2 separate regions of the Homo sapiens genome follow, and region 2 is linked to region 1. The links are chromatin loops, found by intact Hi-C in ENCODE. Cell type or tissue: transverse colon. All regions are shown on one strand. Each heading gives the region's core, and the rest is flanking DNA. Links, peaks and the distances in the headings are about the cores only. Region 1 has its middle 630 kb from the start of RAB28. Region 2 has its middle 180 kb from the start of RAB28.

The links. Peaks named below come from ENCODE experiments on the same cell type or tissue, not always from the same donor. Only the 100,000 strongest peaks of a DNase experiment are listed, where the experiment ranks them.
Region 2: a loop joins it to region 1, with 4 times the contacts of the local background. A loop is called at or near these places in 3 of 110 quality-filtered maps.

Annotation. Positions count from the first base shown.
Region 1 is chr4:12,846,716-12,862,038 of GRCh38, reverse strand. No RefSeq gene overlaps it. Among named protein-coding and RNA genes, the nearest start is that of RAB28, 630 kb to the left of the region's middle. In transverse colon, for the core only: a CTCF peak has its summit at 9,580 (motif pointing left); no DNase peak of the experiment used is centred there; H3K27me3 peaks cover 369 bases.
Region 2 is chr4:13,291,984-13,307,306 of GRCh38, reverse strand. No RefSeq gene overlaps it. Among named protein-coding and RNA genes, the nearest start is that of RAB28, 180 kb to the left of the region's middle. In transverse colon, for the core only: no CTCF peak of the experiment used is centred there; a DNase peak (open chromatin) is centred at 8,396; H3K27ac peaks cover 1,821 bases.

The sequences.
Region 1 (15,323 bases), core at 5,007-13,006:
TCACACTGGTCTCAATTATATGCTGCTGTCTGGATCCAGCTGGCTACATTCTCTTAGTTTCCTTATTTCAAAATTCCAAAAAGCTTGTGATGATTTACCTAGTTCATGTTTTCCTTGCTAGCCATAGAATTTTAGTCAGCCTTTGGGTAAGCTGAACTTGAGCAAGTGCCCACCAGTGAGAGACAGTCACTTGCAAAACATGTCTAATACAATTATGTTATTTTAAGATTGTGCAGAGTAAATAACATTATTTATAAAGTGAGCACTCAATGAATTTTTATTCTTTTCTCATTCATTCATTCATCAAACATTTATGAAACATCCACTTCCTTTTAGGCATTGGAGATATACACATAAAAATAACAGAGTGCTTAAAGGAGACACAGCTAGTCAGATAAGCATTTGTAAATAGTCCAGAACACCATGGGAGTGTAAACAGAACATGAACACCTACCTCAAGCTCAAGCCAACACTTGATCTGAATCTTAAAGTCTCAGTGGGAGTTAACTATGCAAACACAGATGACAGAGGAAGGGCATCAAATTATGATGGAATAGTGTGGACACATGTAGATGCAAGAAACAGCCTTTGTGTTTCACAATTCTAAGAAGTTCCGTTAACATTTTATTCTGTGTGCACCAATTTTTGCAGGACAGCAATCATGTGGGAAACAGCATAATTTAATTTCATTAGATTTTGGAAAAGAAAGAGCTGGAGAAGCCTACCCGTAGAAGAATGTTCTGGATTTTAGAATAATTAACACAATGCAGGGGATTCAGATATGGGAAGGATGAAGTAAGAATACTCCATCCTGGATTTTCCATGGAAAGCAGCTATAAAACCTGGACTGAGTGAATGGAGAAGATACTTTGAGTACTCTAAAAAATAACTAGTAGCAGGAGGGGTGGCGAAGAAGGCCAAAATTCAATGTATCACTGAATCAGCAGTGAGTTTTTCATTCTTTTTTACTTTGGTATCCACGTGGCCTGGTGCAACCCACCCCAGAACATGAAAGAACTCAAGAGAAGTACTCTCGTTACAGCTTGAGTAGTAAGGACAGATTTCCTAATGGCCAGAGAGAATACAGTAAATGCTTATTTGCAAAATATCTTATATTTCAGCCTGTAGCTTCTCACAAACACCTAGAATTCTGAGTAGAAGCTTCCTGTTGGATACAGAAGCTGTGCTTTGAAGAGGGAGGAGAAAACTCTTATTTCTATACCCCCACCCCTACCTTTTCTGTCCTCCACAGCTTAACCCCAGACCTGTGCACAGCAAAGGGGAGTATGGAAGACTCCGGTGAATAAATCAGCTTTTAGAATAGTAGGCTAAAAAGAGGGGTCCTAGGAAATGAGAAGATTTTGAGATTTCAGAGAGGAAGGACTTCCAAAAATTCACCTAAAAATTATTTGTGAATTTCTGGACACACCCCAAGCTGTGCATGCATGGATCTACTAACACTAAAAGCTTAAGATTATCCATATGGTTTAAGCAAGACTTAGTATCTCATAAGGTAATACTCAAAATATCTACAACACAATCCAAGCATTACTCAATATATAAAGTATCAGGAAAATCTTAACTTGAGAGAAACAGAAAATCAACAAATGCTAGTTTGAATTATCTGGCAGACTCAAAATAGCTATTTTTAAAATGCTTCAGTAGGTTAAGGTAAACGTTGTTGAAATAAATGGGCAGGTAGAAGGTCTTAACAAAAACAAATAGAAGATATAAAGAAGAAATGACTGGAAATTAAAAACAGAAAAACACATTAACCAAAGTAAAAGTATCACAGAAGGGGCTTACTAGCAGAATGAATATGCTAGGAGAAAAAGTCAGTGAACTTGAAATATGTCATTAGAATTTATTTAATTTGAAAAACACAGAGAGAAAAGATGGAGAAAAAGGAACAGAGTCTCGGAGACTAATGGGAAGATATAAAAATCTAACATTTATGTCAAAGAAGTCCCAGAAGGAGATGAAAAATAGTGTGCAGAGAAAATATTTGAAGAAATAATAGTAAGAAAGCCTCTCAAATTTGACAAAACCCATAAACTTACAGATTTAAGAGGTTGAACAAACTCCAAACAGAAAACAAACGAACAAACAAACAAACAAATTCACACTTGGAGACATTATAATCAAGCTGCTGGAAAGTAAAGAAAAAATATTGAAGACGACAGAGAAAATGATGCATTACTTAGGAGAGCAACAATTTCAATGACTGTAGATTTCTCATCAGAAACCATGGTAGCCAGAAAGAAGTAAAAAAAGCATTTTTAAAGGGCCTAAAGAAAAACACAGTCAAACTCCATCGAGTGAAAAATTCCTGCAGAAATGACAGTGAAATAAAGCTGTCTCAGATAAAGAAGAACTAAGAGAATTTGTTGCCAGCAGACTTCCTCTAAAATAACTGTTAAAGAATTTTGTTTTCAGAACAAAGCTTTTCTTTTAAAAAGAAAACTATCGTTAACATTTAGCTATATTAGTATCAGACAAAGTAGACTTCAGAGCAAAGAACAATAGGGATAAAGTGAGACATAACATAATGATAAGGTCAATTTCTCAAGAAGCCATAAAAGTCCTCAATGTGTAAAATAAGTACTGACAATAGAATTTCAAAACATATGAAACAAAATTTGACAGAACTGAAAGAAGTATACAAATCCACCATTATATTTAGATGTATTACCTCTGCTCTCAGTAATTCAACCTCCGTTCTCAGTAATTGATAGATTCAGTGGATACTGAGTCTGCAAGGATATAGAAAAACTGAACAACATCATCAAAGCTGGATGTTTTCACACTGACGTTTTACATATCAACCAACAACCGAAGAATGTACATCCTTGTCTTCAAGTGGACAGAGATCATTCACCAAGATAGAATGTATTCCAGGTCACAAAACAAATTTAAAAATTAAAATCACTTGAAATCATACAAATGTTACTCTTTCATTCTAATAGATTAAACTAAAATCAATAACAAAGATTACAGGAGACTCTCAAACACTTGAAAATTAAATAGGCTGGGTGCAGTGGCACATGCCTGTAATCCCAGCACTTTGGGAGGCCCAGGTGGGTGGATCACAAGGTCAAGAGATCGAGACCATCCTGGCCAACATGGCAAAACCCCATCTCTACTAAAAATACAAAAATTAGCTGGGCATGTTGGTGTGTGCCTATAGTCCCAGCTACACGGGAGGCTGAGGCAGGAGAATCGCTTGAACCCGGGAGGTGGAGGTTGCAGTGAGCCGAGATCGCACCACTGCACTGCAGCATGGGGACAGAGTGACACTCCGTTTCAATTAAAAAAAAAAAGAAAAAAGAAAAGAAAATTAAACAGCATGCTTTTAAGTATTTTATGAGATTTAAAAAATATTGTATGCATCTTAGGTGCAAAACATTATGTTTTAATATAAATAGTGAAGTAGTTGCTATAGCTAAGCAAATTAAGATATCCATCATCTTGCATAATGATGCATTTTTGGTCTTAAAATAGTCTAAAGTCCACTGTCTTAGCAAATTTCCTGTATAGGATACAATATTATAATTAGAGTTATGTGCTACAAAATGATGTTTTAGTCCATGACAGACCATGTATATAATTGTGGCTCCATAAAATTATAATACTAATTTTTACTGTACATTTTCTATGTTTAGATACACAAATACTTACCATTGTGTTAAAATTGACTGCAATATTCAGTATACTAACATGCTGTAAGGTTTGCAGCCTAGGAGTAATAGGCTATATCATATAACCTAAGTGTGTAGTAGGCTCATCTACGTTTGAGTAAGTATATTCTGTGATGTTCACACAATGACATAATTGTCTAACAACATGTTTATCAGACTATATCCCAGTTATTAAGCAACACATGATTGCATATTCTTCATGTTGCACATTGTATCTCTCGACTTACTCATCCTACATATCTGCAAGTTGCATCCTTTAAGCTTCATCTTCTCATTTCCTTTCTCTACCTCTATCCTTGGTAACTGCCATTTTATTCTCTGTTTCTATGTATTCAATTTTCTTTTTTTAGATTCCAGATATCATTGAGATTATGCAGTATTTTTCTTTCTGTGTCTGCCTTATCTCACTTAGCATGATGCCTTCCAGGTCCATTCACATGGTAGCAAATGGCCAAATTGCCTTTTTTTTTTTCTGAGACTGAGTCTCGCTCTGCCCCCCAGGCTGGAGTGCAGTGGTGCAATCTTGGCTCACTGCAAGTTCCACCTCCCGGGTTCATGCCATTCTCCAGCCTCAGCCTCCCAAGTAGCTGGGACTACAGGCACCCACCACCACGCCTGGCTAATTTTGTTTTTGTATTTTTAGTAGAGATGGGGTTTCACTGTGTTAGCCAGGATGGTCTCAATCTCCTTACCTCGTGATCCACCCGCCTTGTCCTCCCAAAGTGTGAGCCACCACACCCGGCCCCAGATTGCCTTCTTTTTCAAGGCTGAATAATATTCTTATGTGTGTGTGTGTGTGTATCCACACACACATATATGCATATACATATTTATGTATATAATTTGTTAATCTGTTTATCCATCAATGGATATTTACATTGTTTCCATAACTTGGCTCTTGTGAATAATGCTGCAATAAATGTGGGTTTGCAGATAGTTCTATGAGGGCTGATTTTATTTCCTTTGGGTAAAGAGGAAGGCCCAAGGAATTAGAACAATATTTTGAATTGAATCAAAATGAAAATAAAACATATCAAGATTTGTGAAATTCATTTAAGGCAGTTTTTAAAGAATAATTCATAGCATTAAATATTTATATTAGAAAAGAAGAAAAGCTTCAAATCAATATATCTGTTCTTACCTTAAGAAACTAAAAAGGGCAAAATGGACCCAAGCAAATAGAAGGAGGGAAATAATTTAAAAATATAAATCAATAATTTTTTAAATAGAAGAAGAGTAGAAAAAAATTGAACAATAAGCTGGCTTTTCTAAAGATGAACAAAATTTATATACCAAAATAAAGCTGGAAAAAGAAAGACAAGAAAAGTTTGGATAGAACTTACTAATGAATAATACACCTAGCAGTTGGTAATACAACAGGGTTACTGTAGTCAATAGTAATGTAATTGTATATTTTAAAATAACTAAAAGAATGTAATTGGATCATAACATAAAGGATAAATGCTTGAGGTGATGGAAACCCTTTTACTCTGATGTAATTATTATGATTTGCATGCCTGTATCAAAATATCTTATGTACTGCATAAATATATATACCTACTAGGTACTCCCCAATAAAAAAAAATAAAAAATTAAAAAACTGGGATATTCCTTCAGAACTCATAAATATTAAGAGGGTAATAAAAAGTACTATAAATAATATGTACATGAATTTTATAACTTAGATAAAATTACCAATTCCTCAGAAACCAGTACTAAAACTTACTCAAAATATCATAAATAACTCAAATAGTGCCACAATTATTAAACATTGAATTCATAAATTAAAACCTTTCAATAAAGAAAACCCCTGATCAAGTGGATATACTGAATAATTCTACCAATTGCATAAAGGAGTAACACCAATTCCAGACAATCTCTTCTAGAAATAGAGGAGTAAGCACTTTTTGACTTATTTTAGGAAGCTAGTATTACTCTAATACCAAAACCAGACAATGATAGTACCAAAACAAGATATAAAACAAAAGAAAAAATTACAAACCAAATCCCTTATATAAATAGACACAAAATTGACAAAATACTAAAGAACCAAATCTAGTAATAAATATTAATAAAAATAATACAGAAGACCAAGATGGAATTTTTTAGGGAATGCAAGGCTGATTCAATATTTGTAAATCCATTAGTGTAATTCATTATGTTAACAACCTGCAGAAGAAAAGGAGATCATATCAATACATATAGAAAAATCATTTGACAAAATACATCATTTATGACAAAAATTGTCAGACAACTAAAAGTAGAAGGAAACTTTCTTAAACCTATAACCATCTCCAAAAAACCAAGAGCTAGCATCATACTTAAGGCTTCTAAAATTATTACAGAAAGGTTATAAATGGTTAAAACAGTAGAATAAAGTTGTAATACTCATGCTACCTGATTTTAAGACTTACTATAAAGCTACACTAATTAAGACATAGTGGCATTGAAGGGATAGACACACAGATCCATCAAACGGAAGATAATCCATAAATATACCCACTCATATGTAGCCAACTGATTTTTGACAAAGATGCAAAGGCAGTTCGATGGACAATAGATAATCCTGTCAAGAAATTGTTTTGGGAAAATTAACCATTCAAATACAATGTAATGAACCTCAATGTCAGTCTCTTACTTAATATAAATATTAACTCAAAATCAATCACAGATTTAAATGTAAAACATTAAATGACAAACCTTTTTGAAAATCTTTGTGACCTAGCATTAAGCAAGATATTCTTAGATATCATCACCAAAACACAAATCATAATTATTCTTAAAAAGTAAGAAATTGGATTTTATCAAAATTAAAAAAGCAAAGCACAACAAAACTTTTGCTCTTTGAAAGGTACTGTTAAAAGAATGAAAAGCAGAATCATAGACTGGGAGAAAATATTTACAAATCATATGTCTGACAAAAGATTTGCATACAGAATATAGTTTAAAATTATTGAAAACCAACAATAAGAAAACAAAACCTATTTTGTTTTTTATTTTTTTTTTTGGTTTTTTGGAAAAAGGGTAAAATATTTCCATGGACACTTCACCAAAGCAGGTGTATAAAATATAAGCACAATTAAAAGATACTCAGCATCATAATTCATTGGAGAAATTTAAGTTAACACTACAATGTGGTAACAGTTCATAAGTATTAGAGTGCCTAAAATTGCAAAAAAAAAAAAAAAAGAGAGAGAATTATGAATTACTGTGATGAGCATGCGGAGCAACTGGAACTCTCATACAATGCTGGTGGGGAAGCAAAATGATGCAGCTCCTCTGGAAAATATTTTGGCAGTTTATCGTATAGTAAAACATACACTTATCTGATGACCCAGGAGTTGTCCATGTAGGTATTTATCTTATAGTCATGAAAATTTATGTTCATACAGAAAGCCTGCATACGAATGTTTATTGCAGTCCTATTTATAATTGCCTTAAACTGAAAACAACTGAAGTATCTCTCAGCAGGTGAATGGATAAACAAATTGTGGTACTTCTGGTGTGGTTTGGCTGTGTCCCATCCAAATCTCATCTTGAATTGTAGTTCCCATAATCCCCACATGTCCTGGGAGGGACTGAGTGGGAGGTAATTGAATCATGGGGGTGGTTATCCTCATGCTGTTCTCTTGATAGTGAGTGAGTTTTCATGAGATCTGAAGGCTTTCCCTCCTTCTGTTGGGCACTTCTCATTCCTGCCACGGTGGGAAGGACATGTTTGCTTTCCCTTCCGCCATGATTGCAAGTTTCCTGAGGCCTCTCTAGCCATGCTGAACTGTGAGTCAATTAAACCTCTTTCCTTTATAAATTACCCAATCTCAGTATGTCTTTATTAGCAGCATAAGAACAGACTAATGCACATACAATAAAATATTTTTCAGCAGTAAAAACTAATAGACTATTATAGACGCACCAAACAATTTGGAAGAATCCCCAAAGCATTATGCTGAGTGAGAGAAGACAGTCTCAAAGTTTATACACTCTGTGTTACATTTATATAGCAGTCGCAGGTCAAAACTGTACTGATGAACAAATCAATGTTCACCAGGTATAAGAGAGGAGAGAGGTTTGGGTGTTAAGAAATATCAGTTTTTTTTTAGTGTGATGAAGCAGTCCTGTATCTCGATTGTGGTGATGATTACAAGAATTTATACATATGTTAACATTCACCAAAATAAAGTCAATGTGTTCAGTGCAGTGGCTTGTGCCTGTAATCCTACCTACTAGGGAGACTGAGGTGGAAGGATCGATTGAGTCCAGGAGTGTCAGGCTGCTGTGAGCTATGATAACTACACTGCACTTCTGCCTGGGCAACAAAGTGAGACCCTGTCTCTAAATATAGGTAAAGGATGAATTGGTTTGGGGGCAAGACATGGGCATTTTAACCCCTTACATTTCTAGAATTGCACTAAATGACTTCAAACCTTCCAGTAGGAAGATTGAAAATCTGTAGGTATTTTTCATGAAGTGTGTTTTCCTTCTGTGCAAAGGAAATTTCCCTAGCTGTAAACTCCATTGTTAAATCCTCCTCTTTGTACATGGTTATTATTTTTAAATAGGAGCCCTTCCCCTCCCTAAGCCTCAGTGCTGTGAGGAATGGTGAGTTAAACAAGCTCAAAGTTCCATCAACAGAGAAGATGAAGACTTGGCTGGGCCCACAGCAATAAGTGATAAAGACCCCAGGTGTTTTATAAGGCAGTGACACATCAGCTACATCAGCTCATGAAATAACACAATGCAGTGGGCCTAGGAGCCTGCCTATGTACACAGTGACAGACTATGCTTTATGGACTGAACAAAATGCATTACAAATTTTGGGGGGAAATCAGGTAGAATTAGGCATTTGATTGGATCAACTCTACAATGTTAAGTGAGACCAAGTGGACAAAGATAGTTTTGTGGCATTTTCCTAAATTTTATGAATGACAAGATGTGACACAGTATGTTTTCTCTACAACTGATTTGTTTGTGAAGTCGTTAGGATCATATTTATTCACTCATCTAACATTTCATGAGCCAGTCCTCTGAGCCAGGCATCATGGGAGACATTGAGAATAGAAAGAAATCAGTCCTTTAAAAAGCTCTGTCTACCACCTTGATAAATCCTGAAGGATCTCTGTGGTCAATGGGACACGTCGTCTCATCTGACCAAAGGGTGAGGTGAGGCCACTTCCCCAGGAAGGAGTGATAGCTTTTTCCACATTCACAGATAAATTCCAGGTCTTCCACTGACAGGCAGTAAGCAGAATGATTAGTCATGAACTCCAGAGCTACGTTGTTTAGTTTTGAATCCCTGGTCTGCAATCACTTCCTGTCTGATTCTGGGCAGGTGACTTAAACTCTCTGTGGCTTAGTTTTCTCATCTGTAGAAAAGGGATAGAAAATATTTTTTTCTACCACACACAACTCTGATCAGGATAAAAATAAAGAATGCAGACATCTAAAGTCGTCCCAGCACATGGTAACAGGTATACTCAGCACACAGCAAACATTTAACCAGTGCTAATTCTTACTATCGAATCCCTGCTTAATGATCTTGAACTAAAAACCAACTCTTCTGAGTTACTCTCTTGTTTCATTCCAGATTTGCCCAGCTTAGGTAAATAAGGAAATTTTGTCTTTAGCACTTGGTTTTTCTGCTTCCTTTATCCTATGACTTAAAAAAGCTGTTCCTCTCTGGGTCTTGGTTTCTTTTAGTGCCGAAAGGGAGAGGTCAGAGGAGCTTGACCTAGATGGGTTGCAAGCTCCCTTCAAGCTTCAGGATTCTACACTCCAGGAAGGGAAAAATGACGCAAGCCATGGCTTTATAATTCCTACTCATTGCTTGAGGAAACTGTTCCCTAGCGGACTGTGACTACTTAGTAAAAAGAGCAACATTTCCCTCTAGTGGTTATTTGAAAGCAATAACTTACCTTTCAGGAGTGATTCTGTTCAAAAAAATGCTTTTAGTGTGGGGCAACAGGTAGATAACTGTAAGGTAAGATTCTGAGTGATACATCAACAAGCACTTCTTAATTGTACTATTGGTAATTTACATTTAAAGTACACGAGAAGAAACAGAAACAGTGCGTCAAATTTAGTTGATTGCATGGATATCATTGTTCACGGTTCCAGTAGAAAAAAAATGAGGCAATTCAAAAATGATAACTAGTATTCCAGTTAATAGTTTGGAGATTGGACAGATATCTTAAAGAGGAAGCCTGGAAAACAGTAGTTAATTTCCTTTTTATTTTTATCAAAAGTAAACATGCATATGGTTAAAAAGGATCCAATACAAGACTCGGTAAGAACAGCAGGTCTGCTCCACCTTCTTCCTAGTGTCGGCTGCTTGTAACTTTTTCAAGCTAATTCTGTGATATTTGCCCTGTATTTTCAAATGACATGACTATACTTCTAGATTTTGTTTTAGGTGTTATGTACTGACTTCCCAAAATAGAAGATGGGATTTTGTTCTCTTTCACCCACCCACCCACTACCACCATTTTCCCCTTTACTTCTCATTCTCTCTAATAAATTCTATTGCTTTATCTTCCCCATATATTTATCTAGCAATTTTGATTAGGTAAATACTGATTATGCCCTTATTATTAATGTATAAATGCTATTTTATGTGATCCATATAATGTAATTATATTTACTTTCCTGCGTAGGAAATAACCCATGAAGTCAACAATTTGGCTTATTTTCTATGTGCTTAATGATTAATTCAACTCTGAATTCTCTTCCAACTGTCTAATTCTCCTTTGAATATACAAAAATACTTTAGACAAATACCTTAGATAATTTAAAATGTCATCTTCTTAAGGAAATTTCTTCTTGCCTGCGTCTGCCTGGCCTCGTGGCTCTCTGGAACTGCACAGGCAACCCCATTAGTTCCCTTCACTGTGGAAATCAATTTTGCCTCTCTCTTTTGTTGGATCTCCTCTTTGGATTTTGGATCATATTTCCTGGTTTATTTCCTCATTTAGAGAAAAAGAAAATCAAGTCTGCCAGGTGATTGCTGATAAATAATTGGAAAATGTGAGACCTTTTCTCTCTGAAAATATCTTTATTGTGGCTTTTTTTTTAAAATTGAGACAAGGTCTTGCTCTGTTGTCCAGGCTGTAGTGCATTGGCACATGGCTCACTGCAGCCTTGTTCTCCTGGGCTCAAGAATCCTCCTGCCTCAGCTTCCTGAGTAGGTGGGACCACCACAGGTGCACACCACCATGCCTGGTTTATTTAATGTTTTTTTTTCGTAGACATAGGGTCTCACTATGTTTTCAGGCTAGTCTCAAACTCCTTGGCCCAAGTGATCCTCCCACTTTGGCCTCCCAAAGTGCTGGGATCAGGCCAAGCCTTTATTGCATTTTTATATGAAATTGAGAGATCATCTGTGCTTAGGGGACACATCAGTTTCCCTAGAAATTTTTAATGCATTTTCCCATTTCCTTTTAGCTTTATGTGTTGACAGTGAGAAGTGCGATATTATTTGATTCTCATTATATATCTTTTATGTAAGTATCTTATTTTCTCTTCAATATTCTGAAAGTTCTTCATGTCTTGGTATTGGTTTGCTCCCATGCAGCGTGCTAAGCCCTTTGAAACAGAAATTCATGTACTTCAGATTTGGGGAAACTGTGTTGACTTTTTTTTTAATGAAATCTTTATCACTCAGTTTTCTACTCTCCCTGACTGGAATTCAAAATATTTGGATGTTGAACCTCTTGGATGTGTCATAATGTTTTTTTCTCTTGTCTTTAATTCATTTTTCATTTCTGTCATTATCTTCAACTTTTTATATAATGTTTCCTGAATTTTATCTTCAAAAGCCTCTGTTGGACTTTTCTTTATCTTTTTCTTCCATATTTCTATATATTTTTTTTATTTCTCATAATTCTAGGATTTCTTTTTAATCCTCTTTGAGAGTTCCTATTTCATAGCTTCCTGTTCTTATTTGTAGATTAAATATATTCTCTTATTATCTGAAAGATACTAATGACAGTACTTTGTAAATTCTCTCCCCTCTGGGTTTGTGTGTTTTGTCTTTCTCCTCTCCCTTCTCCTTTTCCTACCTCCTCCTACTATTTAGTTTCTGACTTTTACATTAGATATTCTTTTTCAATATCAAATGACGTTGGGTGATTACCAGTTTCTAAGGATGGGCTCTGATATTTGGTGAGAAGTTTCATGTGTGTCAAAGGGGTCTGTCCTTTCAATTTTTCAAAATAGACTTAGCTAGGGGTTTACATTGGGGAATCCGTGAAGCCAGGTGTTTTCCCTTAGACTAACTCGGTGCTCTAGAGAAGATTCTTTCAGTCTCCAGGACATATCTGGCTGCCAGCACTCCAAAAGCTCCACGTGGAGAAAAGGCAAGCAGGTCTCAACATCTCAACAGTATGCAAACTTTCACTGGTTTGCTATGTTTTCACGATGACACTCCCATTCTCATATCTAACTACGCCCATCATTCGTCTATCAACTGACCCTTTGTTTTACCTTTCCTAAGGAATAAGCCCTCCTTCTACCTAGGTGAGGGGAATGCTATATGAACAAGAGGAGCTATCTAGGGATCTGATAGACTTTGACAGTGTTTCAACTGCATCTCTTGCATGTTGCCCCACCTTCTCTCCTGTACTCAGAAGTACATGATACAACAAATTTCTGAGCCTTTAATGGGTTCGATGGTGTAAATCAACTTGTTTCTCAGCTTTCCTCACTGCCAGCAAAAAGATCGGTTTCTGTGCGCCTGCTAAGTTAGTTACTGCAGATCAGGCATCTGCTTTCCAGCTTTCAAAATTGTTGCTCCATTCTCTCCACTTTGTCCTACAGATTTATGCCTTTAAAAATAAAAATAATTTACCTGTTCTTTTAGTGGTTTTCTTTGGAGTGGATGGATGTTGGGAGAGGAAGATTGAAGTAAATATGTACATGTGATGTGTATTTGTGGTTGTGTGCCCGTGTTCTCTTACTATTATTTTCAGGATTCACTTTTCATTCCTTGCTAAAGCAGTTTTAGTGGCAATTTTTCTACAGTGTGACTAAAATAAATATCTAAAAGGCAGAATTGTGTGAATTATCTCCAGGTGTTCTTTGAAAAATGCATAACGATTGAACTCTAAATGTGATTATCACAGCCTCAAAGAGGTTGTAGGAGGAGACAAGGATTTTTTAGAGTCCTCACTGTGTCTAGCACTATGCTCCACTCCTTAGGATATGCTATCAAATTACAGTTTAATGTAGTAAAAATTCCAGGAAGCAGATATTACTATCCTTGTTTTACAAAGAAGGAAACAGAAGGTTGCCCATAGGCTAAAGAAATACACAGCTGTTGAATAAAAAATAAGGACTCAGCTAAGGTCTGCTTGAAACCTATGCCCATAATCTTGCCACTGCAGCAAACTAAATTCATTGTGTGGCTAAAAATCCACAAAGTAATTGAATTGTGCACTGTTACCCACAATTATCAGAATTCTTTCTTGTCACCAACTCATGCTTGACTTAAAAGAGGGAAAGGGATGGCTGAGAATGTGGTCTCTGATTGGAAATTCTAACTCATGCTGTGACCTTGGGAACATTGCTTTACTTTCAGGGCCTCAATTTCTACATCAATAAAACAAGGTCATCAGAATAAATGGTCTGTTACATTCTGATGATCTATCCTGCAGATGGTGAGCTGGAGGTGCTGAGAGCTTCAACAACGCACCCAAGTCAGATGGGAAGTCAAATGCTTGGCCACCCTCAAACTCTCTGTTTTTACTCTGCAAGAAACTTCCCAACAGACAGTTCGACAGCCTCCCAAATGCCAATGGGCATGAAATATGGTTTTCTCCCAAGTCCCTCTTCAGAACTGAATCTTTCCATGTCTCCTTCAGGGATTGCAGGGCCTCATCTAAACTTAAGATAAATAAATACCCCAAGACGTGGGATAGAAATGGAAGTCAAAAGGAGAGACTGGGGAAAGGAGTTAGCGAACCTTGGACCTTTTACCATATGGCCTCAGCACTTTTGATTATTTTATAAATGCATGAGGTGACACATTGGTTTCTTTAAAGCCATTTTTACACATACATCCCTTTTAGGGTTATAATTCATGTGAATTTAGATAATGAGGTAATTGAGTTTAATGACTGTAGCAGTGATTCAGGAAGGAGAAGATCTCAAATTATTTATAATAATAATTGATACTAATACTTGTATGGTATTACCAAGGCAACACTAAAATGGTAATAACTTCCATTTGAGAGATGGAAGGAACCATAGACATAATTTTGCCCAAGCCCCTGTTTCAAATATCTAAGAAATCTAAGACTCAGAAAGGCAATGTGACTTAAGCAAAGAATTGACCAATTCAACAGCGATTCTTAATTCAATGCTTTCCCCTACAATACACCATTACTTTATCGCTTATAGTGTCAGCGCATCTCCCTCTATAAATATCATAGTGTGGATTTGGAACACCACAACTGATGTGTACTTGATTGGATATTCCTCAGCTTCCTGATTGCTTTGGTTAGTGATGGTGTTCTAGGCAAAGTAACTCTTAGATCATTAATAGGGAAAACAGATTTTCAAAAAGATATGGTGATAGAATCATAATTTTAACATCAGAAGATGTCTGCCCACAATTTTATTGTCTTAAAATGAAATGAGACCATTTCATATTATGATGTAAAATAAACAATTTTAATAAGGTATGTTTTCGTTTAGTCATTGCATGTTCTCTATTTAAATACATCAGGCATTTTCTATATGCTTTGAATGGATTGTCTCATTAAATCCTCATAACAGTAAATGAAGTAGATATAATTAGTATTCCCATTCTCTGGAGCCCAGTGATATGAGGGAATTTCTTAAGGTTCACACCTAGTATTTGGTAGAGTTGAGATATAAACACATGCAGACCTACCCTGGAGCTCAGGACCTTTGCATCTGACCTATCTTCCTACATAGAGAACTTTTACGTGAAGCACATTGAAGAAAGATCTTACAAATCTTTAAGGTAGGCCATTTTATTACAATTTTCTCAGCTTTATCACCACTATGTAATCTGAGACAAATGTTTCACTCATTTTGGTGGCTATTTTTTTGGCAGTGTCTTTTTCAGCATTTTGGTCTCTACTTTCTACCTATGTGTCAATGAACTGCCTGATAACCTCAAAGTGGTCTATGACTTCTTAGGACAGTCATTTATAAATTTGTCAAGGAACATTTTGTTTGTTTGTTTAAGACTAATTTACCCCAAATGATGGCTCATTGTAATTTCTTATTGACATCCCATCATCATAATATTTTCTGAAATTTTCAATTGCCTTGTGAGAGAGAAAAGGTCAAAATTCCAACACTTATAAGACTTGTAGAAGTAGGCAAATTCTTCAACGTCTTTGTTTCTCAGCTTCATTAGTTTAAAAATAAAATAAGATCAAATGAAATGACTCATTCATTCTTTTATTCAATAGTTGTTATTTGCATTTTTAATTACAAATAAGTGTTTACTGAGTTGTTAAATAAATTACCTATTTAGAGAGACATGGGTTTAAATGCTGACTTTGCCCATTACTAAATGGTTTCATATATGTTTTCTCATTTATAATTTGTGAAAAGCAGTACCATTTATTATCACTTCCCCTCAGGGTGGCTGTTTGG
Region 2 (15,323 bases), core at 4,097-12,096, 450 kb before region 1:
TCCTTCCTTCCTTCCTTCCTTCCTTCCTTCCTTCCTTCCTTCTTTCTTTCTTTCTTTCTTTCTGTCTTTCGCTCATTTTCTTTCTTTCTTTCTTTCTTTCTTTCTTTCTTTCTTTCTTTCTTTCTTTCTTTCTTTGATTTTTTCTTTCTTTCTTTCTTTCTTTCCCTTCCTTCCTTCCTTCCTTCCTTCCTTTCTTTCTTTCTTTCGTTCTTTCTTTCTTTCTTTCTTTTCTTTCGTCTTTCTGTCTTTCGCTCACTTTCCCAAATGCTCCTCTTAATGACTAATGCTGTCCTGCTGTGGCCCGGGCCAGAATCCTTTCCATTCTCTGGCTTCCTAAATTCCCACTTTGAGGGCCAAGGAGGTCCCATGTCCTCCAAGAGCCCCTCTGAATTGCTGCTGCCCTCCAAACTCCTGCAGCTCCTCTGATGAGCACCATGCTGCTTAGTCCTGGGCCAAGCTCTGACTTGCATTTTTCTTAAATTGTTTCTTGTATGTTAGTCTTCTCTCTCTAATTAGATTATATTTTTAAAGTCAGGGACCAGAATGTAATAAAACTCCCATTTACTGAGTGCCTATTCAGTGCTAGTCTTTATAAAAATTTGCTTCCTAATGCTCTTAGTCTATGAGGGAGGGATTGTTTCTATTTATAGACAAGAAAACTGAAATTTGGAAGTTGACTGTAAATGTGACCAGAGTACAAGTGGGTAGAGCTGGGAGTCACACCCTGCCTGGCTCCAAAGCCCATATCCCTGGGACCACAGCATTCTTCACATTTCTGAACTTACCGTGGGCTCCCAACAAAAGCTGCCTCTCATGTCACCATGGGGCCATCTCCCACCTTCTTTCTGTGGCTTGAGGTTCTTCCAACAGAGAGTAGATTTTCATTTAGGGCAAGAAATTATATTCTAATGCAAATAACCCTACAAAAAAGTCACATTCAACACTTCAACATAGAGTTTTCAGACACCTAATGGGAACTGGGTCCCATCTCAGATGCTTGGAAGGATACAGAGGTGAATAACACGTGGTCTCTGTCCTCAAGGAGCCCATAGTTAAGGGCTCGGAGTAGGTTCTTTCCTGAGCATTTGCTTTAGGGGCAGTGAGAGGGTGCTGCCCTTGTTAAAGTGACAGAGAGTCAGGGGCAGGTCGAGAGGCCACTGGTCAAGACCTGGGTTATTCTTCAGTTTATTCATTCAAGACATATTTACTGAGTGAGTGCCTGATGTCAGCCAGGTTGTTCCTTGCACTGGGGAGACGGTGAGGAACAACCCATGTCCACATCCTCATGGAGCTGATGGTCTGGAATGGATAGAAAGATCAGGAACAAAACAATTAAATAGACCATATTCTACATGAGGGGTTGATATGTAGTGTAGGAAAATAAAGAGGAAAAGGGCATATGTATGTGCATGAATGTGTATGTGTTTAGGGGGGTGGGGAGCAGCAATTTTCAGTTCAGGAAGGCTTCACTCAGATGGCGTTTGAGTAAAGAACTGAAGGAGGTGAGAAAGCGAGCCACAGGGATCTCTGGAGGAAAAGCAATCCAGGCGGATGGGAGTGATGGTGGGACAGGCCTGTGGCAAGAGTGTGGCTGGCATGTTGGAGGAACAGGCAGGCAAGTTTGCCTGGACTGAAGTGCATAAAGAGAGAGCAGTGGGAGATGAGGGCAGGGATGAGGGCCGGATGCTCCGCACCTGGTAGTCCCCTGTAAGGAGTTTGGTTTTCACTCAGAGAGTGACTGAGAGTCACTGGAGGCTTTGAGTGGAGGAGGAACATGACATAACTCGCTACCTATGTCCGCCGGGTTGAGAATGGACCTAAGTGGTGCTATGTAATGAATTATGTCCCCTCAAAATTCATGTGTTGAAGCCCTAACTCCCAATGTGATAGTAATTGGAAGTGGGGACTTTGGGAGGGAATTAGATTTAGATGAAATAATGGAGATGGGGTGCTGATGATGGGATTACTATCCTTATAAAAAAGGGAAGAAAACCAGAGCTCTGTGTCTCTGCCCGGTGAGGACACAGACAGAAAACGTCTGTCTGCAGCCCAAGAAGAAAGCCCACACCAGGAACCGAGGGTGCTGGCACCTTGAGTTTTGACTTCCCAACCTCCAGAATGGTGAGAAACATATGTCTGTTGTTGAAGCCACCCATTCCATGGCATTTTGTTATGGCAGCCAGAGCTGACTAAGAGTGCAGCAGAGCTGAAAGCAGGGAAACCCATGGGGAGATAAATGATGGTGGGATAGGGTGTAGCAGGGGAGGTGGTGAGAAGTTTGATTCTGGATATATTGGAAGGGAGTGATATGGGTTGTAAAACAGCAGATTAAGGATAACTTTGAGGATTTGGACTGATACCATGGAAGGATGGAGTTGCCATTAATGAGATGAAGATACCAGGATGAACACATCTGGGGGAAAAGAACAAAGGCTTATTTGTGGGTATGTTAATATTGGACAACTATTAGCTATTTTAAGCAGAGATATTGAGCAGGTTGGGGGTATATTTGTCTGGAGTTCAGAGGAGAGGCTCCAGACTGGAGACAGAACCTATGCTAGGATTCTAGCACCAGCATTTGGGAGATTACATACTCTGAGCCTTATTTTCCTCATCTATAAAATAAACATAATAATACCCTTAATAGTAGAGAGAAAGAGGAAGGATAGAAAGGACAGATGGCTGTGATGGTTAAAAAGGTTTTGCTTTGTACAAATGCAAAAGATTGTCATCATTTCCCCATCTGCCCACTTACCAGTGCAGGCAAATGAGGTCAATTTAAGGCTTACTCTTTTCCTCTCCTCTTCTCTCATCTCCTCTCCTCTCCTCTCCTCTCCTCTCCTCTCCTCTCCTCTCCTCTCCTCTCCTCTTTTCCCCTCTCCTCTCCTCTCTCTCTTTCTTTCTCCCCTCTTTCTTTCCTTCTTTCTTCAGGGTCTTGCTGTCATCCAGGCTAGAGTGCAGTGGCTCAATCTTGGCTCACTGCAACCTCTGCCTCCTGGGTTCAAGTGATTCTCGTGGCTCAGCCTCTTGAGTAGCTTCGATTAAAAGTGTATGCCACCACTCCTGGCTAATTTTTGTATTTTTAGTAGAGTTAGGGTTTCACCATGTTGACTAGGCTAGTCTCAAACTCCTGGCCTCAAGTGATCTACCTGCGTTGGCATCCCAAAGTGCTGGGATTACAGGCGTGAGCCACCACGCACAGCCAAGGCTGTGCTTTTCAAAGTACATCCCAGGTTCTGCCTACATTAGAAATGTAGATTTTTTTTTGTTTCTCCACAAGAAATGCAGATTCTTGGCCCATTTTGACTTACAGAATCAGAATTTCTGAAGATAGTACTCAGGAATTCATTTTCCTGCTTCTCCCCTGGCTAATTTTCATGCACCCAAAAGCTTAAGAATTATAGGTATATAGAGAAAAGCACTTCCACCAAGATGAGGACATCTTAGATTATAAAAAGTTTAAGTTGCTTCAGAGTCTAAAGAAAATTTCTTTAAGAAGTGAATATGCTTAGAGGATAATCAGTGTCTTCTACCATGCAAAGGTAACAGGTTAAGTTAGGAGTGGCTGGAAGACATGGGCAGGCTGACCTCTGGGTGGGGGCACAGGAGTGGGTATTAGTCAGGCAGGGGTCAACCTGAGCAAATCAGGGGTGGTAGAACCTGTTAGTGGTACAAAGCATGACCATGACCAAGTCAGGAAATGCAAATTAAAGTTTTAAAAGTGAGCATGAAGCTAGAAGCTGAATGAGCTGTTATTAGGATACAGCAAGAAAGCAAAGTCAGGAACAAAGGAAGAAGTCCAAGAGGGGCCAGAGGGTGGGCCTAGAAGGAAGGCCGCTGGTGGTGCTTGCACTGGCTTCCATTGACAAGATGCACACAAGTGGGATGGGCTGGTTTCATGATTAGAATGAAAGCTCTTTGAGGGCCAAGTTCTCTCTGCAGTAGATTAGCCCAGGGTGATCATGCTAGAGGTGCAATCAGATCCATCTCATTCTTGCCCAGCCCCAGTGGCTAGGCCTTCTTGCAAGATCAGCTTTTCTTTTTTCTCCTCAGTTCCTGCCCTCTTCTTGCTAAGTGCTCCTCAGCTCCACGTAGGTGGCAATTGATCCATAATAGACATGTTTTTATTTTAGTAATAGTACCACTTTCTGCAAAAAAGAGCAATGCAATTTTGTTAATGAAAGTCATGTGTTGAGACAGGGTTGGATGGGAACTTCTGGATCTGGCTTGGCTCTGGCTCAAAACCTTCCGGGAAAACACAAACTTTCAGGGACACACCCAGAAAGCCCCATTTACCTCTGTCAGGCCCATCTGCTTTGCATTAGAAAAACAGTAACAACCCTCTCCCAGTGCCATTTCATAAATATAAAATATGTAATAAAATAGTTATTAGAAGGTAATCAATGGTGCTTATGTTTTCTTTTGTGAGGACATTGATGGTGAATTCCCACATAATCCCATCAGCAGCTGGGTCTGCAGGGAATCTTTTCTGTGTGACTGGCCAAAGCCCACTGTGCTCTATGGCTCTTGGTAGGTCAGAGGACAGGACCCCTGACATTTCCCTCTCATTTCCAATTCTATAGATCTTCATTCACATTGGTGAGGAGTGAGAAGATTGACTTCAGGGTTCCCCCGGGGGAAAACCATACCTACTTAGTAGCTTTAAGATTGGAATGAAATGAATTAACATTGATAAAGGGTTTAAGCCCTAAATATGAATCATATTGCCAGGGCTTAGTTCCCCTTTCCTCACATCCCCATCTTACCTCGTTTAAATTGTTGGGATAGTTCACGGCAACTGGAAGAATATTAAGTAAATTAAGGGCACTTTTCAAGAAAGTCCAAACTTACCCTATTGAGGAAGCCCACATGACTTTCCCTTTCCCTCTCAAAGCATTAATTGAAGGTCCCTCACAATTCAAAACTTAATCAAATAAGATAACCTACGAAGGCTAGTAGGGCTTGATCCATGGTATGTGCTTGGTATGTGTTACTTTAAAAGGCTTTGTTAGATTTTATTTTTTGACTTATTAATTTAAAATAATGATATTTGTCTTTATCACCAGATTGCAAAATCCTTGGAAATAAAAAACTGTGTATTTTTTCACTTCTTTTTTTTTTTTTTCCAGTATCCAATAAGGTATTGGGTGCATAGTAGAGATTAATAAATGTTTCTTGATTGGTCAGTGATGGCAACAACCATATTTAATTGTTTATATACGTATATTTATTTTAAGTTCAGTAAACCTTTATTGACAGGCATTTTGCCAGGTACAGAAGAAACTCATATAATAATATGAGCTTTGAGAACTTACTCCATGCTAGAACATTATGGGTATTAACCCTTTAATCCTCACAATAGTCTTACAAGTGTCTGACTCACAGACTAAGCAATGAAGATAATATGACTATAGCACAGTGCTCTTAACCATTGCAACACAGCTGTTTGATGAGTACCTGAGGTCTGGTCCTGCCTCTCAAAGGGCTTCCCATCAAATGTGAGTGAGGGCTGGGAGTGGAAGAGATATGTAAGTAGACATATGCCGGTATCATGATGTTTAGTGGGATGGAAGGCTGAAGAGACTGGCAGGGACCATATTCTCAGGGCCTCGAATGCTCAGGGAAAAGTTGGGTCAGCTGGCCTGGAAATTCCATAGAATGGATTCCATAACCTTCAGAGATCTCTTCTTTGTTTGCTAATGATGGGCTTCAATTTTCCCTTGTGAAGTCAACTGGCAAAGTTGAGGAGTTGCCTGGATGTCATTCATGTTGGAATCACAGACCCTGAGAGCTGCATTCCTTAGAAGGTGTGGTTGGGCTCCCATTCAATGTACTCCTCCTGGGAGAATGACACCTATCTTTGCTTATAATATGGTTTGGCTGTGTCCCCACCCAAAATCTCATCTTGAATTGTAATCTGAATTGTAATCCCCACGTGTTGGGGGAGGGACCTCATGGGAGGTGATTAGATTGTGGGGGCAGTTCCCCCATACTATTCTTGTGATAGTGAGTGAGTTCTCATGAGATCTGGTAGTTTTATACGGGGCTTTTCTCCACTTTGCTCCACACTTCTCCTTCCTGCCTCCATGTGAAGAAGGACGTGTTTGCTTCCCCTTCTGCCATGAGTGTAAGTTTCCTGAAGCCTCCCCAGCCATGCTAAACTGTGAATCAATTAAACCTCTTTCCTTTATAAATTACCCAGCCTCAGGTATGTCTTTACTAGCAGTGTGAGAATGGACTAATACAGCTTACACGCTCTCAGTATTGAAGACCTCACTACTTCACCAGATGGCCTATTCCATCACTAGACAGTTCCAGTCCTGAGCTAAAATAATTATCTTTCAACAATAACATGATGGTGCTCTGCCTTTTCCCATATGTCAGCTCTTTCTGGGTTCCCTGAAGCAAGTCTTCTCCAAGGCAACATTTACAGATCCTTTTATTGTTTCTCACAGGATGTGCTTTCTAGACTTCATTCATCCCTTTATTCATTCAACAAACAAACACTGGGTTAGATTCTGGGAATGCAAAGATGGTTTAAACCTTGGCCTGCCATCAAAGAGTTTACAATAGTTAGAGGGAGAGAGACATCAAAACAAAGATTCCCTGGGCAGTTTGATAGGAGTGACACAATGGCTGCTCAGGCGAGGCCCTGCAGGAGCATAGAGGAGAAAATCCTTCTCCTAGGAATATTATCTTCTGGGCCTCTCTAATGAAAGTGCTCCCCCTGGCTCCTTCCTTAAAGTGCCTCCATTCTTTTCTTTACATCCTCTTGTCCCTGGAAGTCATCACAAAAACCAATGGCTTCAAGGAGCCCATACATGCAAATCAACTCCAAAATCCCTCTCTCTGGTTCAAACACCTCTGCTGAACTCCAGATCTGGTTGTTTATGTGCCTTCTGGATCCCACCATTGGTGATCCCAGAGCCACTTCCAGCTCAACACATCACCAACAAAATTCACGTCCTTTTCCCCAAAACATTCTCAGAGAGGTTAAGGCAACTTGGACTGTCAAAATCCTCACTTTTTCTGCCACTTGCCACAGACTTTGGGATAGGAAATGAGATGGGAGATACCCAGTCTTTCCCTCTTGTTTTGTGTATTTTCTCTGTGGTGCCCTCTTCAACCAAACTCCATTCAATATTTCAGTGCCCCTTTCTGGGAGCCTCTTGTGTCAGTAAGAAACCAAAGCTGGTGACGTCTCCTTCTCTGAGGCTTTGGACAGCTTCCGCATGTGAACCATGACAGCAGAAAGATGTATTCTCTGGGCATAGAGGCCCTTTCAACCCTCACTAGACATACAGTTCTGTTATTCTTTTATAATAGCTTTCCACCAGATACTGAATCTGTTTTAGTCTCCAATGTATCCCCTGATTTGGAGTAGCACTTGGCTTATAGTTGATACTCAACATCTGCTTAGTGGTTGAATGAATTCTGTCTCTATACCAAGCCATAATATTTCTTTGAAAGTGCATATATTTAAAAGTGAGCCTTAGAATGCTGAGTTTGAGAGTCAGGCCAATTTTTGAGATGCAATTCAATTCCACATCCATTTATTGAGCAATTACAATGTCCCAGACACTGTGCTGGATATGGGGGTTTCATCTAGGAATAAGACACAGCCAGGGGGTTCAGGCAGTTCATAGAAGATGAAGGTAGGAAGTGGCAGGAGAGATGGGACAGTGCAACACAAGAGCTGTATGGCAGTGTTATTGGTGCAAGATATGAAGTGCTGACTCAGGGGAGAGGAGAGGGCAACTAACTGTGGGTTTGAGGGGAGGTTAGTGGGCTGCCAAGGTTCAGCTCCACAGACCCTGAGTTCCTCAGATGACTTTCTGAGCGCTGAGGATGCCTTTCTCCATCTCTCTTGGGTGGAGATGAAACTTCTTTTAGTTTCATCTTTCACCTTAAAGACAAGTAAAATCTCGAATTAGAATACTTTAGAGAAAAAGAGCTGTGAGAAACATTGAGTCCCCTGGATTTCCATCTTCCTTTTCGTAGCGGAAACTTCAACCTAAATCTTACCAGGACATCCATTTTGTAACATGGATCCAACCAGAGTCTCTCTGACAGCTTGAAATCCCTGATCTAGGCCAACTCTCATTTTTCAGGTGAGAATAATGACCCCTAAAGCCCCAGAGCACACGATTGGCAACTTTGCAGTGGCCGAGGATCTGAGTCCATGGCCCTCGCCCTGCACCCGGGTGTGGGCGGCTCAGGTTGAGAGCCTGTGGGACAGCCCGTCCCGCCTGAGATTAACCATCAGGTGGGAAAAGCAATTACATTTTGCACAGGCCAGATCTGCTCGTCCCATTCTCCCTCCCTGCAGGCGATGTCAAAACACGAGGGCAGGATCCTGCTTCTTCTCACGTTTTAAAAACATACAGTGGACTTGTGTTTACAATACTGCCAAGGGATATGACGCGGAACGGCAGAGCGCACCGCCCCCTGGAAGGAGCCACCCTCTCCTCGCCGTGGCTCTCTCCTTCCACGACCACAGCGCTCTCCTTTGGGCTCCAGTTCAGAGTCTTGCCAGGGGATGTCGCTGAGCTTCAGAACTTAAACAATACTATATATTGTGCAAACAAACAGTACCAATAGTGATCTGCCCCTTGGATCAGAGCCATGGCTGTCTGGGTCGCCCAGCCTGGGATTCTTCCGGTGGGGAAAGCAGGTTAGGAATCAGAATTCCAGTTCCAGACCCCGTTTTGTGCTTCTGTGGGGCTTACACATGGGCTTTTTAGTTTTCTTGGCCTCAGCTTCCCCACTGGAGAAACGGCAGAGCTATGAAGCTTTGAGCTTATCCACCGGTTTTCATATTTGTGTGTGTTGCAGTGAGATTTCTTTTTGAAATGGAATCATGCAGGCAAATTTAAAATATAAAATTGATGAAAGCCAAACGTTCTGGTGAAGGCAGGAGGAGACGTCTGGGTTACCATCCCTTCTACTCTGGGGGCTCTTCACATTCTCTGTGGATTTCTTGGGTCCTCACAACATGGTTGGATAGATGAGCTTTCAGATCCTTCTGGCTCAAACATTCTATGATCCCATAAAAATGCTATAAATGCTAAGTCACAGTTGTGATTGTAAAAATATGTGTGTGTGTGTGAGGGAGAGAGAGATTACAGATTACAGATTATAATTGGGCATTTTATTTTGATCAAGATATTGTATTTTTAACTTATTTTTTCTTGATTATAAAGGTAAGACATATTGATTCTTAGAAATCAGATTACTATAAAATAAAAATCACATGAAATCTTGCTCTTCTGAATTGAAATTATGTTGAAAGATGTCTCTGCCACTTACAGGATGTTCCAGGTTAAATGAGCGCAGCTTTAAAGACAAATGGCTGAGGCCACTTGGCTTTGCTGTTTGGGAGATGATCATATTTTCTTTCATCTGTGCATTCCTTAACAGTAAACAAATTATGTCTGTGTACTGTGACCCAGTTGATTCTTAAAACCAAAGGGAAGAGAAAGATAAAGGAAATGTGTTTCAGAGAGAGAGAGAGAGAGAGAGAGAGAGAGAGAGAGAAGATGCCCAAGATCACACAGTGAGAAAGGGAGGAGCCCAGATGAAACCCCTCAGGTGGCTTCTGTCTGAGACAACGAACCCTTCCCTCACTGCTGCTTGGATTCCTTTCTTTCTCTTCATCTTTCTTTTGTTTTGCTGCAATGCTGGGCAGGAGCTTTGTGTTTTCATCTTGACCTGGATTGCCACCTCTACTCCAAATTTATTCCTACACCAATTCCCTGTCCTCAGTTCTCCAGTTCACATCTCAGACTTTCAGAGACCAGGAGGAGAGCAGCTTTGAAAGCAAATTCACTATAGGATAAATGATGAATGTGGTCATTGGCACTTAACACCAATACCATCCTTCTGACATGTGCCATCTTGCACCACAGGGACATAAAGAATGACAATTCCCAGACTCCCTTGCAGCTAGAGTGTGAGCTATGTTTCAGTTAGTAGATACACTTGCTTGACATTTGGAAGGTGGAAGTGAAGCAGCAGCTCCCTGTAATTGGTGGCAAATCAAACACAAGTCAAGAAAGCTTTCTACTTCCCCTTTAAAGTGTTTGAACGGACCCTTTGAGGTCAACTCCTTGAACAACCATCCTCTGCCATACACATGATCTCATTGACTTTCCTGAGTTTCACTTAGTTACCAAGCCATAAAGTGGAAGTAAGAAGAATATCTACTTCTAGGGGTTTTTAAAGTCAAATGGGATGATGCCAGGGAAGTAGTCACATGTGGTTGACAGTATAGGAGCTGAGAGATTTAGTTCCTTTTTCACTCTTTGCTCCAAGCCTTGACAAACCGTACCCAGGGATCCAGTCCCTGCCTGAAGTAAACTTAAAGCCAATACTGGAACAGTGTTTCCCAGACTGTTCCACAGAAAACATGTTACCATCTCCTCAGATACTAGGGTTCCAAGCACACAGTTTGGGAAACACTATCCAAGAATATTATTCCCAGAGAGAACCTTAGAGATCTTTTAATTTACAATCCCTTATTATAGGGAGACTGAGGCTCCAAAAGGGAAAAAGACCTTTGTGAGGTTACCTAGCAAGCAACTTGCAGGAGCATCCTGGTCTTCTAATTTTTGAGTCAAAGTTCAGGTGCAGTGGCTCACTCCTGTAATCCCAGCACTTTGGGAGGCTGAGGTAGGAGAATCACTTGGGGCCAGGAGTTTGAGACCAGCCTGGACAACATAGTGATACCTTTTCTCTAGAAAATAAAAATCAAATAATTAGCCAGGCATGGTAATGTGTATCTGTAGTCCCAGCTACTCAGTAGGCCGAGGTTGGGAGGATCTCTTAAGCCCAGGAGGTTGAGGCTGCAGTGAGCTATGAACATGCCACTATCCTGCAGCCTGGGCAACAGAGCAAGATCCTGTCTCAAAAAAAAAATTAAGGTCAAGAGGAAAAGTTACCAAATTTCTCTGAGCCTTAACTTTCCTATCTGTAAGATGGTTATAATAATGCCTGTTCTTCCTACTACATGTGGGATAAGTGACAATAAAATGTTATTGTGAAAGTGCTTTAGAATATATAAATATATGGGGGGAGAGAGAAGAGACATCCACACACACACAAGCACATTTAAAAAGACTTTATGCAAAAGTACGGCTTTGTTAATGATTTGATTTTGATTTGTTAATTTTGATTTTGATTTGTTGATTTGTTAATGATTTGATTTTGATTTGTTAATTAATTAACCACAGATTTATTGAGCACCTGTCAGTTACTATTTCAGTGCTGGCCATAAGTGGAGAACAAGAGAGACATGGTGGCTGCCTTCCTGAGCTGATAATCTGAACGAGGTGGAGCTGGATGGCAGAGGGAGAGACAAAGAGGACAAATATACAACAGATAAACAAGAGAACGTTGGAAAGTGCTGAATGCACTGAAGAAGTTAAGTAGGGTGTTGCAATCAAGAGAGATGTGGTGATTTCAGACCAGGTGGTCAGGACGGCCTCTCTGAGTGGGACCTTACATTGGTCTTGGAAGCACATGGGAGGGTCTAGGAGCAGAGCAGTTCAGGCAGATGGGGGGCTGGAGCAGAGGCCTTAGGTGAGGCAGCAGTCATGTCAGCTGAGATCCTATAGGGAAAAGGACCCCACATCGCTGAAAGCCCTGTAGCCCAGGGCAAGTGGCACGGAGAAAGGGAAATGGGTAGCAGTTTGGAGACCTAAGTTCTAATCCTAGATTTGCCACAAAGTAGCTGGGTTGCCTTGGACATGCCATAATATAGCCCTGGCCTCAGTTTCCTTATCTGTCAAATGGGAACACAAATCCTGCCCTTTCCTAGAGGTACGCTATGAGGGGGCATGGAGTAGGCGTGACCTGCCCTCAAACACCCAGCTCCCATATGTCCATGTGTAGTGATAAAAGCCAGTCTGTCTTAGGCCCCTCCAGGAGTCTGGGCTGCAGGGATGAGGGGCCTCCAGGCCATCCACCCTCATGCACAATGCAAGCCCTGTGCTGGCCCCATGGACAACAGGCGCAGGAGAGAGGGTCTGCTTTTTCTTTTCATGGACTTGAGACTTCAAGCCTTTGGACTGAGCGCCAACAATAATTCATCAGGAACACTTTACAACTCAGCATTACAAAACCTGTTAGGAGACAGATCGCCCACAGGACAGCCTTTGAGAAGGAAATGTGTTCAGGCCTGGTGACCTCAAGATGATTAATGATTTTTAACAGGGTGAACTCTGTCCTCCCCCTCCCATGTACTGTGTTCACACTCCCTGCCTCCCCTGACTTGTTTGCAGGAGAAAGGGGAGGGTGAGAGGGAGGAGGGGAGGGGAAGGAATAGGTGGGAGCAGGGGATGCTTGAAGGCAAAGCCCACCAATCATAAGGAAAATGCAGGAATAAGAGCACTCTGTCAGAAATGCAGAAATGTCTTATTGTTATTGTTTTACTTTTTCTTTTTTTTGGCAAACACAGCCTTGGAGGCTTTATATCTTGAAATCTGTGTAATGTGTCACAACTCCAGTAAGCTTTTTTGTGTTAGGCTTTTTGCACAGTGCCTTGCGCTTTCAGCCATTATTATTATTATTATCACCTCTCCATCCCCATGGACACAAACCTTGATGTTATTGAATGTGGGATGTGTTGGAAAAGGTAATGATGATTTCACCTTTTGATTTTTAAAGTCATGGTAACTTGACTTTTATGTTACTAGATTTAAAAAATTACAACAGTGATATATGCAGTTTTAACAAACCAAAAATACAGAGTTACTGGAAGAAAAATTTCTAATCTTTCCCTATACCCTTCTTTAGTCCGAAACCCCTGAGGTCATCAATGTCAAATCAAGGCAATCCTTTGTAGTACTGTATACATATTAATCCAGAGTGATGTCCTCATACATGATCCTATAGAACATGGATGTTCAGCTGAAAACCAAGAATAATGGCAGGCCTTTACAATTTTGTGGGAAAAGCAAATTTATGATGATAAGGAGATGATAGCTAATATTTATTAACTATTTATATTAAAGATACTCTTACATTAACAGTATTCTTTAGAGTACCTTTATATTAAAGGTACTCTGTTCAAGTGTATTACGTGTGTTATTTAGATGATAATTACTATTTATTGATTATTTACATTAAAGGTATTCTGTTCTAGTGCATTATATGTGTTATTTAGATGATAATATTTATTGGTTACTTACATTAAAGGTACTCTATTCTAGTGCATTACATGTTATTTAATCCTCATAATAGCCATTGAAGGTATTTAGAAATATTCTTCCCACTTCACAGATGAGGAAACTGAGCTATGCAGTCAGCTTGGAAGTCTTAGAACCAGGATTGGAGTTCAGGAGGTCTCACTCTCAGCCCTGTGCTCTGCTGGATGAGCTTTTCTTAGTTTTAAGTCTTTCTCCTATAATCTTTCCTGAAACTCTGTTGACCTACCTGAATGTCTGCTTGCAAGTCTTTACAGACAGCAAAATAAATGACAGAGTAGCAAGTGAGTGATTAAGGATGAAGGTTCCGCTCCCCGATACCCACTGTGATGGCTACTTCCTCTGTGGATCCTCATTCTGGGTGAGACTCAATTTCATGAACGTGTATATTTATCTGCTCCTAGAACTGTTTGTAAAGTCTCATTAACTGTAAAACCACTTCTTGATATCTTGCCTGACTTTCAGGTGCTTCAGCAACATCGAAACAAGTTTGAGAACCGCTCAACTTGACCCTGAGATTTTGTATGAGATGAGGTGTGTAAAACTCACTCGTCAACATGCATCTTGTGATTGTGTTATAAAAGCAGCCAAAAGGTCAATAAACAGCAAAATTTTTAAGAGCACGTTATTTTTTTAACCATTTATACTTTCAGTTTTTTTTTAATTTTTATTTTTTCCTTCCAACTTTTATTTTATGTTCAGTGGGTACATGTGCAAGTTGGTTACATGGGTAAACTGCATATCATGGGGGTTTGGTGTACAGACTAATTCATCATACAGGTACATGAGCAGAGTACCCTATAGGTAGGTTTTTTATCCTCTCCCCCCTTTTACTCTTTACTTTCAAAGAGGCTCCAATGTCTGTTGTTCCTTTCTTTGTGTCCACGTGTACTCAATATTTAGCTCCCACTTATAAGTGAGCATGTGGTATTTGGTTTTCTGTTCCTGTGTTAATTTGTTTAGGATAATCCTGCTGCATCCATGTTGCTGCAAAGGACATAATTTTGTTCTTTTTTTATGGCTGCATGGTATTTCGTGGTGTATATGTACCACAGTTTTTTTATCCAGTCCACTGTTGATGGGCGTCTAGATTGATTTCATGTCTTTGCTATTGTGAATAGAAGAGCACATGATTTTGAGTTAGGATCTTGTTAAAATTATACCTCCTCCATATAGTAATTATGTGACGTTGAGACTCAGTTTCCTCACCTGTAAATTGGAAATAATTGCACCATTTACTTTATAGGGTTGAAATCAGGATTATTGGAAATAATGTCTGTAAGTAAAACACTTAACACAGGGTGTGGCATATAGTAAGGACTTAATGCATAGTAGCTGCTGTCAATGAAATCAATGATTTATGATATCTGCTCACATTTTTCCCTCTACTTCACTAATCCAGTTGGAAGAGCCATCATCTGAAATTCACTGACAGTTTCACTTTAGACTGAGCTGATATTACATGACCTTTTGCAAGTTTTACAGACCTTGATGCAACTTGGCAGACATTATGGAAAAAGAAAACTGGGCAACTTGTAAAGCACATCATCTGTATACTTTTTAATTGAGGAGCCAGAAGCTAGGAGAGAGGCATGGAGATTCTTTCTGACAGCTATCAGAAGGAACCACCCTAACAACACCTTAATGGGTTACTCCCACATTGGCCAGATCCTGTCGAATGGATCAGTTGAGGTGGGAGCTTTAGTTTAGTTGTTGGATGAGATGTGTTTGTTCTAAAATAGTTACTAGGCTGGGCCACCCTTTGGAGGATAGAAAAGTTCAACCTAAGTCTTAAACATGCATGCTTAGTCTCTGAGGAATAAAGGGCTATGGGTGAATGAGAGTTTGAACTCGGTTTTCATGGTTTTAGGGGGAGACCTCTCCAGGTTACCCTGGTAATGGGAGGTTTATTTTAAGGAACTCACAGTGGACAGACTTTCACAGGAATGCTAGTTTAGCCAAATAAGCAAGATGTTCTTGATCGCACAGTCCATCAGTAAAAATACTTGAGACTGCGTGCTAATATACAGCTCTGTGTGTGTATGTGTACACTTACTTATAAATTATGTACTATTATAATGTACAAATGTAACTATTATCATTAGCTAATATCTCAAA